Regions from separate parts of the Homo sapiens genome. Here region 1 is linked to region 2. A link is a loop called in an ENCODE intact Hi-C map of the cell type or tissue named here. Cell type or tissue: GM12878. All regions are shown on one strand. Links, peaks and the distances in the headings refer to the core of each region. The heading gives the core; the rest is flanking DNA. Region 1 overlaps STXBP6 (syntaxin binding protein 6). Region 2 overlaps STXBP6 (syntaxin binding protein 6).

Region 1 (8,936 bases), core at 243-8,242, 52 kb before region 2:
GCTATTCTAAAAGCTTCTGATGTGTAAAATATTCTATAGGTATAAAACCTTTTGATGTGTAAAATGTCTTTTTTGTTACACATTCTCAAGCTGGTAGTCTCTTTTACCATTACTTTGGGAGCATTATGTAATTGCTATTTGAGAGTCAACAGAAAAATGAATAAAGAGGAATTATTGTTGCCAATAGACGCTGTTCTCCATACACCAAGTTAAATAAAACATGAATTTTAAAGTTCTATCAAGCAACAGCTTGTCAAATTAATTATAACATTCAGTGAGTCTTTAACAACCTAAAGTAATTTATCAGGTACATTTGGAAAGACGAACTCTTTTTGTTTGAGACAAGGTCTCCCTCTATCTCCCAGGCTGGAGTGCAGTGGTGTGCTCATGGCTCACTACAGCCTCGACCTCTTGGGCTCAAGCAATCCTCCCACTTCAGCTGGGACCACAGGCATATGCTACCACACCTGGCTAATTTTTTGTAGAGTTGGAGTCCCACTCTGATGCCCAGGCTGGTCTTGAACTCTTGGACTCAAGCGATCCTCCCACCTTCATCTCCCACAGTGCTGGGATTACAGGTGTGAGCCACCATACCTGGCCAAAAAGATAAACTTTTAAAACTTAAAAAAAATTTTTAAAAATGAATTGTGGCTACTTCCCATGTGTAGAGCTGGGTCTGGCAGCTAACATTTTGTTCATGTGGGACTCAGGCAAATTTGTTTCTGAATTAAAGGAATTTCCTATCCTCATTTCTGGCTTCATGCCATGAGTGCCAGTGCCAGCTGACAGAGCCATCTGCAGGACTCTGTAGTAGAGTGGGAGCCAGGTGAAAGTGAGCCAGGCCTGCAGATGTAGTTTTTGTTAGGTGAAAACTTAGCAGAAGCGTGTCCAGTCCTGGAGATTGTCCATTCTCAGTTTATTTGGAGACTTTAAGATGGTAGAACAATGACAGGTTTCTAGAAACCTTGTGTTTAGTACAAAAAGTGGCTTGTCTGTGAGACCTCCTTTTGAGATGTTCAAAAGAATGTGAATATACTGGAACTTTGCAGGAATAATTTCTTCTGTGATTCCAAAATCTTCAGATTTGGAGGAAATAATTCAAATAATTGTATTGATTTCATCCATTCCTTCCACTAATGTTTACTGAGCATTTCTAATGTGCCCTGCACTGATTTGGATACCAGACAACATGGACATAATTCCCTGACCTCACAGAGCTTCCGGTGGGGGAGACAGACACACACAGAAGTTAAATATGTCAGACAGTGATATGAGCTACGGGGAAAACTAAAACAGGGAAGGGGATGGGAATTGTGCTGAGGGGTAAGGGAACCATGTCAGGACCTGGGGTCTTGTACTACTTGTGGTGACTGATTGTACCCACAGGCATGAAATAGAACAGTCATTTACATATTGTGGCTGACTGTGCTGTCATAGTTACTACTACCATTATCACAGTCACCGTCAGAAAGCATTTACCCCACGCCTCTTAGCAAGGTTTTATACAGAATGAGTCATACAGCTAAGTGTTTGTCCTCAAGACTGACAGCCCTTACGTGTACACATGCAGATAACTTACTAATGATGAATAGAAATTCCAACAATTGTATTCGTTCAACAAATGTTTATTGAATGATGGGGTATACAAGGCATTGTGGAGGACAGCAAGATAAATCACATATGTATCTTCCCAAAGGGGCATATAGTTCAGTATAGTCATAGAGCAGGTCATTTGCATGTCAGTGATTTAATTTGAGATAGACCATGAAAGTCTATGTCATATGCTGATTTCGCATTTTTGCCGAGGCATAATTTTGAGTCAGCTGCTTTGGGAGGCTGGTATGGGGTAACTAATGTCGGAGTGTGTGTTTAGCCATTTCCCTGTGTCCACATTTCAGTGAGGAATTGTTTCTACCTATTGCTGAATATGTTAAATGCCTTTGAAGTAAAATATGCTTTTTTTTTTTTGGTGAAAAATTGCTCTGAGAAGAAAGCCAGCTTCTAGAGTTGGTGATGGAAGTGCTGAATCTAAGATGTGATTGATGTTCCTTGGTCAGTACATGGAATCATTGAGGGCCTCAAGGAAATACTTAGCATTTTGCTGCCCTTATCAGGGAAATTTTATGCTGTACTAGTGTTTGCCAGCTTGGACGTGAACCCCTCGTGAATATATTTTTTGGATAGATCTTGATAAAGGCCTTAATGGGAATGTGGACACAGCAGAATTTATCTCCCTTGCTTGAAGCAGAGGTGCGTCTTCTGGGCCCTAATATCAGATTCTTCCCTTTCCTTCACAAATAAAGCATCAACCATGTTTATGTGAGGGTTCCTCATGTTTATCATCTATATGGGACCAAAAGTTTGCTACATAGAAACATAGTTTTTTTATATATGTATGTATACACACACATATACATATGCAGCCTTAGAAACAGAGCAAGAGAAAGCTTGGAAGGGGGAGGAAGAGCTGTAAAATACCATGGCAGAAGCTATTGGCTTCTCAGCATAATCCATGTTTTCCTCTTCCTGAGCCCACAGCAAGAATGCATTTCCCAGCCTCCTTTGGAGTTAGGTACAGCCACGTGCCTGAATTCCAGCAAAGGGGTGACCACAGTGAAAACAGCTGAGCCCATCAGCTTGAATCCCTAGTTCAGCGTGAGGAAGAGGAACACCTCATTCACCAGTTCTCTGTCATGGGAGCAAGAACAAAGTTCGGAGGTGTTTGAGCCATTATAGAGAAGTCAGGGATATATTTTGACAGTGATGAGTTTGGATCATAATCCTGAGTGTCATAATCCTGAATGTTGAAGTTCTGAACATCAAAATCCCAAAAGATCAAAATCCCTAAAGTCCAAAGTCCCTCATGTCTAAAGTTCTGAAAATCACAATCACAGGATGTTAATGTTAGGCCAGCTCTTATGGGCTGTCTCTGTGCGATTGTCCAAAATCTTTCCCTGTAATATACATTTTTACATGTTGAATTTTCTTTTCAGTTATTTAGCTTTTTTTTTTTTAGTTTTTTCCCTACTATTTTAAATTTGTAGAATTATTTTTTACAGTTCACTATGCTATGTATTTTATTTTTTCATCACTTCCAATATTGGAGTAATAAATTGTATAGAGACTTTTAGAGAGTTCGAATCCCTTTTATGCAATTTTTGCAAATTTGACTCCACAAAAGTGTAGTATCACCATGTTGAGTTTGTGTGTAAGCATTCTGTGTGCACGTGAAAATGTTGCAACTTTCTCAGCAAATAAAGAGATGTTCTTTTTGTACATCTGCATTTGCGAAGGATACAATTTCTTGATCTCAGCTCTTTGGATGACTGCATAAGTGGTGGTGACCCATCGTGGTTTTTGATCAATCTCATCAGAAGACTTAGGTTGTTCATCACAGTATTTCAGATGATTGCAGTCATAAAGCCAGGTGCAAACAATGACCAACCATAGTGATGTGCATTTATATAGTTCCCCTTTTGAATTATTTCATTTTGAATATGGTTTGTCTGCTCATAATTGTTATACCCATGCAACTGTTGTTAGCATACTTGAGTGTTTTTGCTTTCAAAAGTATGTATATTGTTATTGTCCATTTTATTGTGTTAAGTGACCTAGGAAGTGTTGTGTCATATCTTTGTTTCTCAAATAAATCCCCTTTTAAAAAGGTAAATAAATGTCTTTTAATGAGTCTTTAAATTTTTTTTTAAGAATTATATTTGCAGGATTTTGAGATTTCACTGAGATTGTGTCTTTTGGGATTATGATCAGCTCCCGCAGTGACTAGTCTTTCCTGACTAATACTGTGACTGTGTGGTAAGTGAGAGCAGTAAAGACAACAGTTTCAGAGCTGGGATCTGTCTTCATCAGTTTACTGGACCTGGTTGTTTCCATCCGAATGGCAGAGTCAGTGCTCATGGATGAGGATATTTATGCTCCTAGGCCCAGGCTGTGTGTGTGCTTGTTACTGCACTCACCTTAATTGCTTATAGAAAGCTATGCTTCTTGCTGCGCACTCCCCAGTAGCTGAGTGTAGAATCTAGGGAATGTGAACTGACCCTTGATTTTTCTTCCTCTTTCCCTCTTTTCCTCAATTATTTTAGTCCCTATCTTGTGCTAGGTGGTATCGGGATACATAGAAATGAAAGAAACATGGACTCTGCCCTCAAAGAGCTAACAACCCTAGTTGACCAGATTGCCTCAAGTGGGACTCCCACTGGAACCAAATTATTTAAACAATAAATGACTTTGTCAGGAGCTGAGAGGTATATTAGTTTCAGGTGCTGTTTCTTTGTTCCTCCTAATCCAGTCAGTTTTGCCCTTGAAACTTATTTCAGGTGGTCAACCACAAGGTCCAGTACACACCCATGCTTAGTATTGCCCTTCCCTCCCCCATGTGTATAATTCTCACATAGACCCTTGAGCAGTGCAGCAAGTTGTCTAGAGAAAGTTGATTGAGTGCTCTTTTCCCTTTGAATTCCATCGAACTGGGCCCGCATGGAAGAAGCAAAATTGTTACTTTGCTAAATATTGGGAATGGTGGATAGTGAGGTGAGGGGATTGGCATGTGTAGCCTGAGAAAATCCTACTCAGCCGTTTTAGTTGTAGTTTCAGCAGATTCAGTGGCTCCCTTTGTTTGGCCTATCACTGTATTTCAAGTTAGAATTTGAGGATCAGCTGCCTTCTTCTTTTTTGGCAATCTCCCTCTTCAATTTGCACGATCACTCACATTCGCTCTTGTTAATGTCAACTTGTCTGGTGTACTCCTTTGAGGTAGGCACCAGGCCTCAACTCTCTTTGTATTCTTTCTGCTAGTCCTTTACTCCAGAGCATAAACAGTGCTTTATATATTATGTATGGCACAATAAATGTTTAATGAATGAATGAGTTACTTAAATTTCTTAAACTGGGAGAGCTGCTTGAGCTAGTTTCATACTTTCACCAAGTATGAATAGGTCTTTCCCTGGGGAACATCATTTCCTGCTGCCATTGTGTTGCTGTCAATTCATGTGATGTTTTGTCTTGTTGTTGTGACACTGGCCTGGCCTTGGCCAGTAACAGGAGTCATCCAGCATGAGATTTAAGAAGGGAAAGTGATGACATGCTAAGTGGTTGCTGTATCAGTGTAGTAGGATGTGATCCAAAAGGTACTTACAGTGGGCATGTCTGGTGGATGGTACTGAACCACATTCTTATGCTTTTCTCAGCAAAAGAATTTTCTTATGTTACATGTACTGTATGACTCAATCTAATAAAAGAACAACAGATTCATCTTTTCCTGCCCGGTAGCTAGGTTTGTACCTTAGGTCCTGCTTGACTCACTGAAGGTTCCAGAGAATTCTCTGAAAATGGATGCATGCACACCCATAATTTGACTTGTTTCCCTAATAAAATTACAGCTGAAAACTTTCCCTGGAGGACTTGTTATGCTTCTTCCTAAAAGCACATTTCAATAATGACGACAAAAGAATGGTGATTTAGAATTACCCTAAAGGCTAGGAGAGAAGATATTTCACAGGAAGAGGCTCTGCTCTCCTTGGTATTAGAGGTTTCATCACTTGCTCCTTTGAGCACCTGTGGGACTCCTGTCTACAGCTTCCTTTATTTTTAGGCTTAACAACTGGTCTCCTCCCCTCCAGCTCAGAGGTCATTTAGAAAGAAACTGGCCAGAGCTTTTCTCTGATCTTGCTGTTCTTGCTTCTTTTGTCAGTTTAAGATTCTTTTGCCGAAAGTCAGTGAAGCAGATCATCTTCACATCTTTGATTCCTTGACCTTTACATTTAAGAATCTGTACATTAGGCCGGCCGCGGTGGCTCACATCTGTAATCCCAGCACTTTGAGAGGCCGAGGCGGGTGGATCACCTGAGGTCAGGAGTTTGAGACCAACCTGGCCAACATGGTGAAACCCCGTCTCCACTAAAAATACAAAAATTAGCTGGGCGTGGTGGCACACGCCTGTAATACCAGCTACTTGGAAGGCTGAGGCAGGAGAATCACTTGAACCTGCCCAGCCTGGGCAACAAGAGTGAAACTCCATCTTAGAAAAAAAAAAAGAATCTGTACATTTAAAAACATTTCAGTGCTGACTTGTTGCTTAACTTTGACCAAATTTGCAAAGATGGGGAAATTACTGTTTCTTCAACAGGACTTAGAAAGTCATAAGAATGGCCAGGCATGGTGGCTCACACCTGTAATCCCAGCACTTTGAGAGGCCGAGGCACATGGATCACGAGGTCAGGAGATCGAGACCATCCTGGTTAACCTGGTGAAACCCCGTCTCTGCTAAAAATACAAAAAATTAGCTGGCTGTGGTGGCACGTGCCTATAGTCCCAGCTACTTGGGAGGCTGAGGCAAGAGAATCGCTTGAACCCAGGAGGTGGAGGTTGCAGAGAGCCAAGATCACACCACTGCACTCCAGCCTGGGCGACAGAGCGAGACTGTGTCTCAAAAAAAAAAAAAAAAAAGTCATAAGAATTTAACTGTATGGGATTCTCTGTCATAAATTAACTTTAAAAAATTGTTAAAGTTGGAAGTAGGAAGTTTATTACCTTTTTGTGAAATAGTCTGTCATGATCAATAGTGAAGAATTTAATTTTTTTCTGAATTTTAATTCACTTATAGTATCCTGAAAGTATTAATCTAGCCTCATCTACTTATGTGAAATAATTTTAGAGAATGTCCTCATGAAGTATCCATATGTTGGGTTACAAGAAAAGCACCTAGTTTATGATATACGTAAATTGATGCCCTTTCTAACCTTGACTGGTGTTGTGTGTCCATATTTCATAGTGGCTTAAGTGATGTTGCAAGTAATAGCCTGAGACTCTAGCCTAGTGACTCTACATATACATTTTAGATGAAAGACCTGGAGAAGGTACATGTTTGAATAGGAAATAATTATGGATAAGTTGAATAATATGCTTTATTGTAGAAGATAATGCTATCGTCTGCCCTCATTATATTCATTGTAATGGAAAAATAAATTGCCACACCAAAGGCCTGCTTACTTCACTTCCTGTAAACATGTCCCATGTGCAAGAAAAATTACAAGGCATGCCAAAAGGCAAGAAAAACACAGTCTGAAGAGACAAAGTAATGATCGAGCCCAGATTTTGAAACAGATGTTGGAATTATCAGACAAGGAATTTAAAAGAACTCTGATACATTAAGGGTTCTAATGGAAAAAAATAGACAACATGCAAGAACAGATGGGTAATATAAGCAGAGAGATTGAAACTCTAAGAAAGAATCAAAAGAAGATGTTAGAAATAAAAACCACAGTTACCGAAATGAAGAATGGTGGAGCTGAAAGTTCCAACCCTCTAATCATGCCTTGGTCCTTCTGGCAACCAACCCCTATTCTGAAGCTATCTAGGGACCCAAAAGAGTCATCTTGTTAGCATAAACTCTGGTATGGTTGAAAGTGATTTGTTATGAATTTTAAAAGCTACTCCTATCACTCAGGAAATGCCACAGGTTTTAGGAGATCTATGCCAGGGACTGTATAGTCAGAATGCCCTGTATGTATGAATTCTTGTGAGTCTTATGCATTAGATGGTGAGCTATTTTAAGGCAAGGACCTTAAGTCTCCTTGCATTCTACTCAGCACATTAATCACTCAGTAAGTCCTTGTTGAGAAGGATCTAATCATCAAAGGCAGAGGCAAAAAGACAGACATTCAAATATTTGTTGTTCCAAGAGAAAAAGCCTCCGTCTTTACATTCTTCCCATGGTTATGCAGAGGTAAAGGGGACATTTCCCCTTTTTCCTCTGAAGGTTCACTGAAAAATCAATTCACAAAAGCAGATAAATTGGAGAAAAAGCATCCAAGTTTATTTATCGTGAACAAGCAGGAGCCTTCCAAATGAAGACCCAAAGATAGAGGGGAAATTGTCCATTTCTGTGCTTAGGTTCAACAAAGTATGGACAGCTGTAGTAAAATAAAACTGGACAAAAAGGGTAAGATCTAATGCTAACAGGTTGAGTAGGGAAACTCAGCAAGGCCTGGCTGTCTGGATTCTTCTTGGCCTCTCTGATCATGCATTCCTTCCTTCTCGGTGTGGGGCAGGGTTCTCTCTGGAATGGGGGTCTTGTGTCCTATGTTAAACTCTAACTTTCCCTCTGCATTTCTGTGTAAAACTGACTAAAGATAATTTCTTTATGGTCAGTTTTACACAGAAATGCAGAGGGGAAGTTAGAGTTATAGGTTTTTTGGGTGGCTGTAGGGAAGAAGGTTCTGGTTTTAATGACTTCCCGTAGGGAAGAGAAATTTCAGTTTCTATGGCTAGCCTAGGGGCAGAATGGGACCAGAAGACAGGAGGGCAGGAGGAGGTCACAGAGAAACTTTTGCTTCTGAGGCCTTCATTTTGGGGTATTGTTTTCCAAGTCCCAGCCATTGGCAAATCATAGACTATAAACTGCCAGAGCCTAACCCAGTCCTAACATTTCAAAAAAAAAAAAAGGCCAGGCACGGTGGCTCACACCTGTAATCCCAGCATTTTGGGAGGCCGAGGCGGGCGTATCACGAGGTCAGGAGATCGAGACCATCCTGGCTAACATGGTGAAACCCCGTCTCTACTAAAAATACAAAAAAATTAGCCAGGCGTGGTGGCAGGCGCCTGTAGTCCCAGCTACTACTGAGGCTGAGGCAGGAGAATGGCGTGAGCCTAGGAGGTGGAGCTTGCAGTGAGCCGAGATCCTGCCACTGCACTCCAGCCTGGGTGGTAGAGCAAGACTCCGTCTCAAAAAAAAAAAAAATTATTTGAAGCGTGTCCTACAAAACTTTAAATAAATTATCTCAGGCCAATATGGTGATGTCCCCAGGGATTATAAGCGGAAAAACTCGTATAATTTGTAACCAAAACAACCTAACATATTAGCATCTTTGTCCAAATAGCTAAATCAGTGTTGTCCTTACAGACACGGGCACATAACACTA
Region 2 (8,936 bases), core at 313-8,312:
GACACAAGTCTCTTCAAATCTCAGCCATCTCCTTTTCTGGCCATGGCCACAGAACATACCTAACCTCTGTGATTGCTTTCCTAGACAATGGGGACAACTCATACCTTATGGACTTGGTGTGTAAATTAAGTAAGACCACTAGCAAAGAGCCTGGCACAGTGCCTGGCACATCAGAGACCTCAGTAATTGCTGGTTGGTAGTGTGCTGAGCCTAGTGTGTGTGTGTAGAGGGGTGCAGAATTATGCAAAATGTGACTCCGTCTTCAGGGAGCTTAGGAGCCTCAAGAATACGCCGAATGCTTGAAAAGCAGTATGTTCAAGTGAAGAACACAGAGGGATGCACAACCTGACTGCTTTGTGTCTGCATTACCTGTTGACACCCGAAGTGCCATTATCCTGAAATAGCAGGAGTGCTAGAACTTGTTAAGAGTGAAGTTTGGGTTTTTGGTGTTGAAGGCGTGGTCGGTGTATTACAAAAATAAAAACAGCACTGAAACCCCTGTCTCATTACTTAGTGTGAGGTATTTTGTTTGTTTTTTGTTCTTTAAGCTGACGTGCTGTCAGTTCTTATTTTCTTCTTAGAATGTCTTTGTTGGGTGGAGAGTCTTAAACCCCAGCAGGCAGCAGGCAGCTTTCACAAGTTCGTACATGGGGATGGCTTAAGCTGAGTGCCCAGTCCCAGAAAAGCTAGAATTCCCTGCAGTTCGATAACACACTTTAAGGATATAAAAGAAACTTCTGAAAACCAGTTTCTGGTTTATCATTTTATTTTCTTCATATTCATTTTTATGCAAACGAATGACATTCATTTTGGATTTTATTCTACCATTAAAAGCTTTACAAGCAAAACCTTCGTCTGAGAACTTAGTAGTGTTTCAGACATGTCCCTGAGCACCTGTCCCTGTGTCCCCATAGGCAGCCGCAAAGCCCTCTGCGGTGGGTGTGGCCAGTCTCTGTAACTTGGTGTTGAATTCCTTACTGAGGTCCTCTTCTTTTCAGTGTAACTCCAGTCTATTCAAAGATGCAGTGATTTTTTTTTTCTCCCTTAATTCCATTGACCCATGTGACCAGACACCTAGTAGCCACTGTTTTCTTCATGTTCAATTACCCAACTGTCTCCCATTTGAAAATTTGACTCTCTTGTGCTTTTGGGTATGTATGGAAATAAGTAGCCAACAGCTGCAAAATGCAGTGGAGAAAAGGGTGTGGGTTTCAAAATCCAACAGACTTCAGTTTGAGTCTTACACCGACACCAGCTGTGTGATCTTGAGCAAGTTACTCCCCCTCTCTGTGCCGCCTTGGTTTCCTCAGCTCGAAAGCTGAATATTTGGAGTGGTTGTAAACATGTGAAGTAATGCTGCATATATGAAGCACCTGGCTTACTTATTTCCTGGCACGCAGTAGGTGCTATTGCAGGGAAGCTGCTCTTACTGTGGTTGTTGTCTCCTGTTGCCCACACAGTTGGTTCAGTGCTCTTGTGCTGGTCTCCATGGAGAACTTGCTGGGGGAAGCAGGGCCAGATTCCCTAGCCAACCGAGATACCCTGTGCCCTGAGGAGCACCCTCACTTCCTTACCACGGTACCCACTCATCTCATCATGGGCCATATGTTCAGGTTGCTTCCACTGAGGGCTATGACTTCAGCCTTGCTAGTGATTAATGGGTTCACCCTGCAATCATGCCTAGAGCCCTTATGTTGGCTAGGGCATTTATATTCCAAGCTGTCTGTCCTTATCCAAAGGAAGGCAGGCAGGACCATAGTAGCCAGATCAAAACAACGGTGATACACTTTAATCCTCGCCCTTCCACCAGTGTAGGAAAGATGAAGGCGCTGCAGCAGGTTAGTTGGCTGTTACAGCAGGTGGAGCAGAAGAATGTGGATGAGTGGCCTGTGGATACTTGGGCATCAGATGTGGGACTCCTGGTGAAGCAGGGTAGCCATCCCCAGGAGGTTGATCACTCTAACATCAATCTAACAGGCCCTTTGACCATTTAGAAGAGGATGACCCAGTTAAGTATCCTCCATAAGGATGTTACTCTCTCCTCCTGCCATGTTCAACATAATTTCTATAGACCAATACCTGAGCAACAAAGAACTTTTGGATGGGAACAACAATAAAGATAGTTAACAATAACTGAACACTTATTATATGCCAGTTACTAGACTAAGCAGCTTACATGTGTGAGCTTACTTAATCCTTCTACAACCCTCTCAGAGAGGCATGGATGCATGTTACCTCCTTTCTTCAGATGCGAAGACAGAGGAGTAGGTATGCCCAGTAACTTGCCCAGTGTCACAGAGCCAGTAAATATGGGAGTAGGGATTCAAACCAGATCCTCCTGTCTGCAGAGCCTGAGCTCTTTATATCTGCGCTGTGGACAGAGGTGTTTCCTAAAGCCACTTCTATGTCAGGCTGTGGCCCAGCCCTCAGAATTTTTCTGTCAGTGAAAGCCAAGGGGGGACTGTTGCTAATTTTGGTTGACTATTTTACTGCCTTATGTCAGCCTCACTTTATAGGAAAGATGACCTATGTCCTGCCCAGTCCTAAATCACAGTGGGATCCGGATGCCACTTGGCCTCTCATCCCCTAGCTCCTCCTGCACATGCTTGTTCCACATCTGTGGTCGCACTAAAGGCAGCTCTCACGCAGATCTTAGTGCTGCTTTCCCCTCCATTAAGGGTGACTCTCTTAGCAAAAAGGCACTAGTGAGCCTGTAGACATAGTAAAGATTCCGCTGTATAGGTGGAAGAGTGTTTACACCACATACAAAAGCAAATACCACAGCACTCTCTGTTCCCCTAAGCTCTGGCTGGACTGCCTCAAGGGACTTTTCTCTCAGAGCCCTCTTAGTATTAATAATATCTGGCTCTGCTTTCCAGAGTCTTCTCTTCCCCTTCAGTCTGCTCCCCTCCCACCTTAGGCAAAGCAATTCAGACTTCTTCAGCTGCTACCAAACCTTGCTACCCAAACCAGTTTTAACACTAGGTACAATAGAAATAAACCACCCCTAGTCAAGAGGACTCAACTCCCTTAGAAGCCAGTGAGGGTGTGAAAGGTGTGAAATAGCTTTGTTTCCCCTGTTACCTTCATTAAGGAGCTGTGACACCCTATGCACAGGCCAGAGATGATTGATGGGCCTGTGGTCTCTGAAAAAATGCTGGTCACTTTCATCTCTAAGAGCCAGTGACCAAATCCCTGTCCTCTTCTTCTGAATTGGCAGCCTTTGCAAGGATCCTCAGCCCATCCTGGGAGTTCTCCCTCTTCTTCCAACCCCCTCTATTGTCACCTTTACCCCACCCAAGAACAGCAAGTAATGTTTCTTATGCACTCCGTGGCTTCACGCTCTTGGTCTCTTCTATGCCCATTTTGAAGAAGATGCTGGCCTCTGCTATTAGTATCAGTAATTCTCAACTGGCCACCAGCTTAGAATTCTAATTATGTCCACCATTTAGCCTGAGATAGTTTTTTGTTTATTTATAAAAATCTTTGTTGAGATCTTACTGTGGACAAAAATTAAGATAATCAACTGTTTTCATGGGATTTAGAGAGAGAGAAATTAATCAGCTATGAAATACTGAGTTGATTTCTATGAAAGAAAACATAGAACAAAAGAACTTGGTGTTTTCAGTAGAAAGCGAGTGACAAACTGGGATATGAGGGTTGAAAAAGAGTTTCCTGGGGACATGCGGAAAGCGTGGGAGCAGCAGGAAAGGGTAGCCACTGTCAGAGGAAGCACTGCTCCCTGTGGCAGAAGGAAGCGTGACAACTTGGAGGAACACAAAGAAGGCCAGTGTGACTGCAGCTCAGCAAACAGAGAGTGATGTTGAGGGAGGCTGATAATGGCTCTCAAAGATAGGTTTACATCCTCATCCTGGCAACCTGTGAAGTTCACCATATTTGGAAAAAGGGTCTTTGTGGATGTAACTAAGGATTTTCAGCTGAGGTTACCCTGGATCGTCATCCTGCTGCGCCTACATGCCATCACATGTGTCTTTATACAAGTGACACAAAGGGAGATGAGACACACAGGGAAGAAAGCGATGTGAATATGGAGGCAGAGATTGGGGTGATGTCGCCATGAGTCAAGGAGTGTTGGCAGCTATCAGAAGTGGGAAGGGGCAAGGAACTGATTCTCTCCTAGTGCCTCCAGATGGAGTGTGGCCTTCTGGCCTCCTTTAGACAAAAAGGAATGCTGTAGAAAGTATAGAAGACATCATTCTCACCCTCATGCTCCCCATCAGAAACACAATAGAAATGTGAGCAGGAACATGTCTTTGTATTGAGCATTTGCATATGCTCATGAATATATGAAGAAATAAAGTATGGTTGGGGATATCTTACTCTCAAAAGCTTCCTGGTATGGTTTCCTCCTCTGAGTTGGAATGCCCTCTGGTCACATCTTTTGTTTTTACTTATTTGATGAAATTTATGGACAGCATTAAATAAATCAAGAGGGAAAACAACGTACCTTTTTTCCCTAATGCTGAGTGAGATAAGGTGTTTTTCTGATTCCTACTGTGCTACCTACTGTGCTATTTTTTCCTTGTATAACAATACTTTAAATTCTTTCAACACGGAGTTTTGTTGTAATGACAAAGAGAGTTTTAACTGTGGAGTTGGGGTCAAATTTGTATGATTAAGAGTATTAAATGCTGATTGCAGAGAATGAATGGCTATAATTCTGCCCCTTCAAAAATTTAGTTTTATCTAGAAAAACTCAGAAAGGTACAAAATGACATTTTAGATTAATACTCCTCAGTTTTACATTTGGGCAAAATTTAGCAATGACCTTTGTGGAGGTTTAGAACAAAATCTATGCTATTGATAGGTGAATATTTGATAACTGTATTCATGCCGACAGATTAACTACGTGCATTTAAGTAAGTTTGAAATAAGCTTATTTGTCTTTTTTTTTTTTTTAAGGGATAAAGAATGGCTACCCCCTAAGCAGAGCAGCCTGAAATAAGCTTATTTGTCTTAATGGAATTTTCTAAGTAATTATTATTTTTAAATATTTTTATTAAAAATTACAAATATGTAACAGTAAAGAGAATAATATCATGAATCCCCATGTAACTAGCTCTATTGGACAGTCATATTGTATTTATTTCCCATCCACTGCCTCTCACTGGATTATTTTTATGTAAATTATATCATTTCATTCTTTAATATTTTTATATGTGTATATTATATATATAAGTATTTTAAATATGTGCTAAAAACACAATCAAAATACCAGTATCACAACAATAAATCCCTTAATATCAAATATTACTTGGGTTTTAGCTTTCCCAATTGCCTGATGTGTATTTATATTTCATAGATGTAAATTCAAAGAAAGTATAAAAATTGTTTTTCAAATATATTTTATTTAAAAGGATGAAACACATTTTATACACCAGAAGGATTAAAATAGTGAAAATACAGCAAAGAACTTACTGTCTGTTTGAACAGTTTGGCTATTGTACAAAAAGAAATATAAATATATAATTATGTAACTTGACATTTTTCCATCACATAAGAAATTTTTTAAATGAAGAATGACCAAAAATTATACAGTAAAGCCATGTAATATAATAGAGTTGCTTGGCATTCAGGGCTATGTAAGAGAATATATTTTTCAAGTAAACATGCACTTTAGAAGTTGTGTATCAACCCCATCAAAAAGTGGGCAAAGGACATGAACAGACATTTCTCAAAAGAAGACATTTATGCTGCCAACAAACATGAAAAAAAGCTCATCATCACTGGTCATTAGAGAAATGCAAATCAAAACCACAATGAGATGCCATCTCTTGCCAGTTAGAATGACGCTCATTAAAAAGTCCGGAGAGGATGTGGAGAAATAGGAACGCTTTTACACTGTTGGTGGGAGTGTTAATTAGTCCAACCATTGTGGAAGACAGTGTGGCAATTCCTTAAGGATCTAGAACTAGAAATACCATTTGACCCAGCAATCCCATTACTGGGTATATACCCAAACGGTTATAAATAATTCTACTATAAAGACACATGCACACGTATGTTTATTGCAGCACTATTCACAATAGCAAAGACTTGGAACCAACCCAAATGTCCATCCATGATAGACTGGATAAAGAAAATGTGGCACATATACACCATGGAATACTATGCAGCCATAAAAAAGGATGAGTTCATATCCTTTGCAGGGACGTGGATGAAGCTGGAAACCATCATTGTTAGCAAGCTAACACAAGAACAGAAAACCAAAACCGCATGCTCTCACTCATAAATGGGAGTTGAACAGTGAGAACACATGGACACAGGGAGGGGAACATTACACACGGGGGGCCTGTCGGGAAGGGGACTGGGGGAGGGATAGCATTGGGAGAAATACCTAATGTAGGCGACGGGTTGATGGGTGCAGCAAACCACCATGGCATGCGTGTACCTACATAACAAAACTGCACATTCTGCACATGTACCCCAGAACTTAAAATACAACTTTAAAAAAATTTTTTAAATAGTTTTGTGTCTAGAGAAGCTCAATGTGTACTAGAAGATAAAGATAACATGGTAATTATTGACAGAGGATAACCGTTATCTTGATCTTTAGCACCACAGTTTAGATTTGCCTATTTAATAACTTTATATAAATAGAATCCTAGAATATGTACTATTAGTGCTTGATTTTTTTCCCTCTCGCTATTGTTTGTGAGATTTATTTATCCATATTGTTGCATGTAGCTATAGTTTGTCATTCTCATTGCTGAATAGGATTCTATCATAAAAACATACCGCTATATTTTATTCTATTGTTCATTGACATTTAAACTTTTTGAGGGTTTGGTTATTACAAATAGTGTTGCTGTGAACATTCTGGTACATGTCTTTTGGTAAATATAATTACATATTTCTGTTGGGTATATACCAGGAATATGATTGCTAAGTTGAAGAGTATGTACCTCTTCAGCTTCTGTGTATAATACCAAACAGATTTCCAAAGGTGGTACCAATTTACACTCTCACCAGCAGTGTATAGAGTGCCTGTTGCTCCACATGTGTGATCATTTTTAATTTTAAATTATTTATTGAGCAGGGAGGGTTATTGAATGAATATTTGTAGTTGAAATTTGACAGGTATAAGAAAGCCAGTTACAATTGTTAAAAGAAAGATTTTAGATAGACTAAATTTAGTAGAGTTTAATTGAGCAAAGATCAGTTGGCAAATCAGGAAGCCTCCAGAACCAGAATGGGTTCAGAGTGACTCCAGGGCTGCCACATGGTCAGATAACATTTATGGAAAGAAAAAGGGAAAGTGATGTACAGAAAACAGAAGTGAGGTGCAGAACAGCCAGATTGGTTACAGTGAGGCATTTGCCTTATTTGAACACGGTTTGAATAGCTGGCTACCTGTGATTGGCTGAAACTCAGCCACTGTGATTGGCTGAGGCTCAGTTACACTACAGGAGTAATTTACAGCCTGTTTACATATCCAGTTATGTTACAGTTCATTATTTGAAGAGAAACTTTTAGGGTAAACTTAAAATATGTAAGGAGGCAGCTTTAGGCTAAATTTAATTTAACACTATTTTTATTAATCTGAAATTTTAAAGAAATAGATTTTGGCCAGATTAAAGGCAATTTTCTCACTCATTCTACATTCGAGAAATATTTCCATTTATAAATTATCTGTTTATAACTATCTTCCGTGCGTCTCTCTCTCACTGTGAGGAAAATGGAGCATGGTTTGCCATGATTCCTTTGGGAAGAGCTCTAAGCAATCTAGAACACAGTTGTTGAGGTGCCTCTCAGTCTTGTCTTTTCAAGGCCACTTAGTGCTTAACTCAAGTACCCACTTTCCATCTCTTTAGTTGTCTGTTACCCTTCTACAGAATCCTCTTTAGTTTCTGCATTTCTCTGAAATTATGAAGATTTAAAAACTTTAAACTTGGGAAGAGATAATCATTACTCAATTTAGAGAAAGGGCTCCCCTTCTGGCTCAGGCATTTTACACTTCTATTAATATTTTTAAATAAAAGATATTAGATGTTAAAATACTGGCATTGTGTAATGAAGTATCCAACTATAAACAGCATTTGTCTGTAAAATAAAATGTTTGCTCTAATGGTGCTTACTCTCTACTTTTTCGTGTTGAATTTAGTACCAATTCAGTTGGATTTCATGCCTTTTTCCTTTTAGTTCTTTCCTTATCTTTCCAGCTACTCTGTGTGCCCTCCTCTCCCCCATTGATGTCACTATGACACCGAGTATCAAGATGTGCACCAACGTATTAGAAAGAAATTGGGATCGATTTTAGGATGCCTCCTAGATCGTATTCCCTATTTTATGCTGTGTAATAGGTTTCTGTAACATGGAAAAAATTCATCTCCTTCAGTACTTAGAGAAAATTAATAATCAGTCACACTAATTGTGTCTTTATTGTTATGTGTGACAGACTCAACATTTTAAAAAATTATACTGAGACAAAATATTCTATTTTCCTCTATTACCTGCTATTAATTTTTGAAAGTGTTGTTAAGGATAAACTCTACAACCTAGCGGTCTCTGGTTAATCCAGGAGAACCCCTGCTGAGATAGCAACAAAAGAAGAGAAACTTTGTTAAGAATCAGTAAACATGGTGCTTGCTCCATGTGCTCATGGTCAGAGGACAGTTCTCACAGTCAGAGGACAGTTGTCACCTAGTTTTCCCATTTCAAGAGAGTTCTCTGAACTCAGAAAATCAACTATGTGAGCATAGTGTCAGGTGGTCCCTATTTGGGCCAGTAACAGTCTGTTACTGAGTGTGAGGAACCTTCATGCCACAGAGTGCTGCCCTACAGCCTGAGCTCCTGGCACTTCCCATAGATTCTCTGTGCAAAACATCAGATCTCTGCACTTAGGCAGGTGAAAAGTGTCCATAAAGAGCATAAAGTCAAGGTTTTTCATAACCATTATAGTTTTCCTTGGAGAT

What was found. A loop is a pair of places that touch in the nucleus more often than their neighbours do. Peaks named below come from ENCODE experiments on the same cell type or tissue, not always from the same donor. Only the 100,000 strongest peaks of a DNase experiment are listed, where the experiment ranks them.
Region 1: a loop joins it to region 2, with 5 times the contacts of the local background. A loop is called at or near these places in 6 of 110 quality-filtered maps.

What each region holds. Positions count from the first base shown.
Region 1 is chr14:24,999,886-25,008,821 of GRCh38, reverse strand. All of the region lies in intron 1 of STXBP6 (syntaxin binding protein 6), which reads left to right. Among named protein-coding and RNA genes, the nearest start is that of STXBP6, 46 kb to the left of the region's middle. In GM12878, for the core only: no CTCF peak of the experiment used is centred there; DNase peaks (open chromatin) are centred at 1,431, 4,330 and 5,011.
Region 2 is chr14:24,948,286-24,957,221 of GRCh38, reverse strand. The region is part of intron 2 of STXBP6 (syntaxin binding protein 6); the gene reads left to right. Among named protein-coding and RNA genes, the nearest start is that of STXBP6, 97 kb to the left of the region's middle. RefSeq lists an enhancer at 2,957-3,026 and a silencer at 8,505-8,799. In GM12878, for the core only: a CTCF peak has its summit at 3,760; a DNase peak (open chromatin) is centred at 2,811.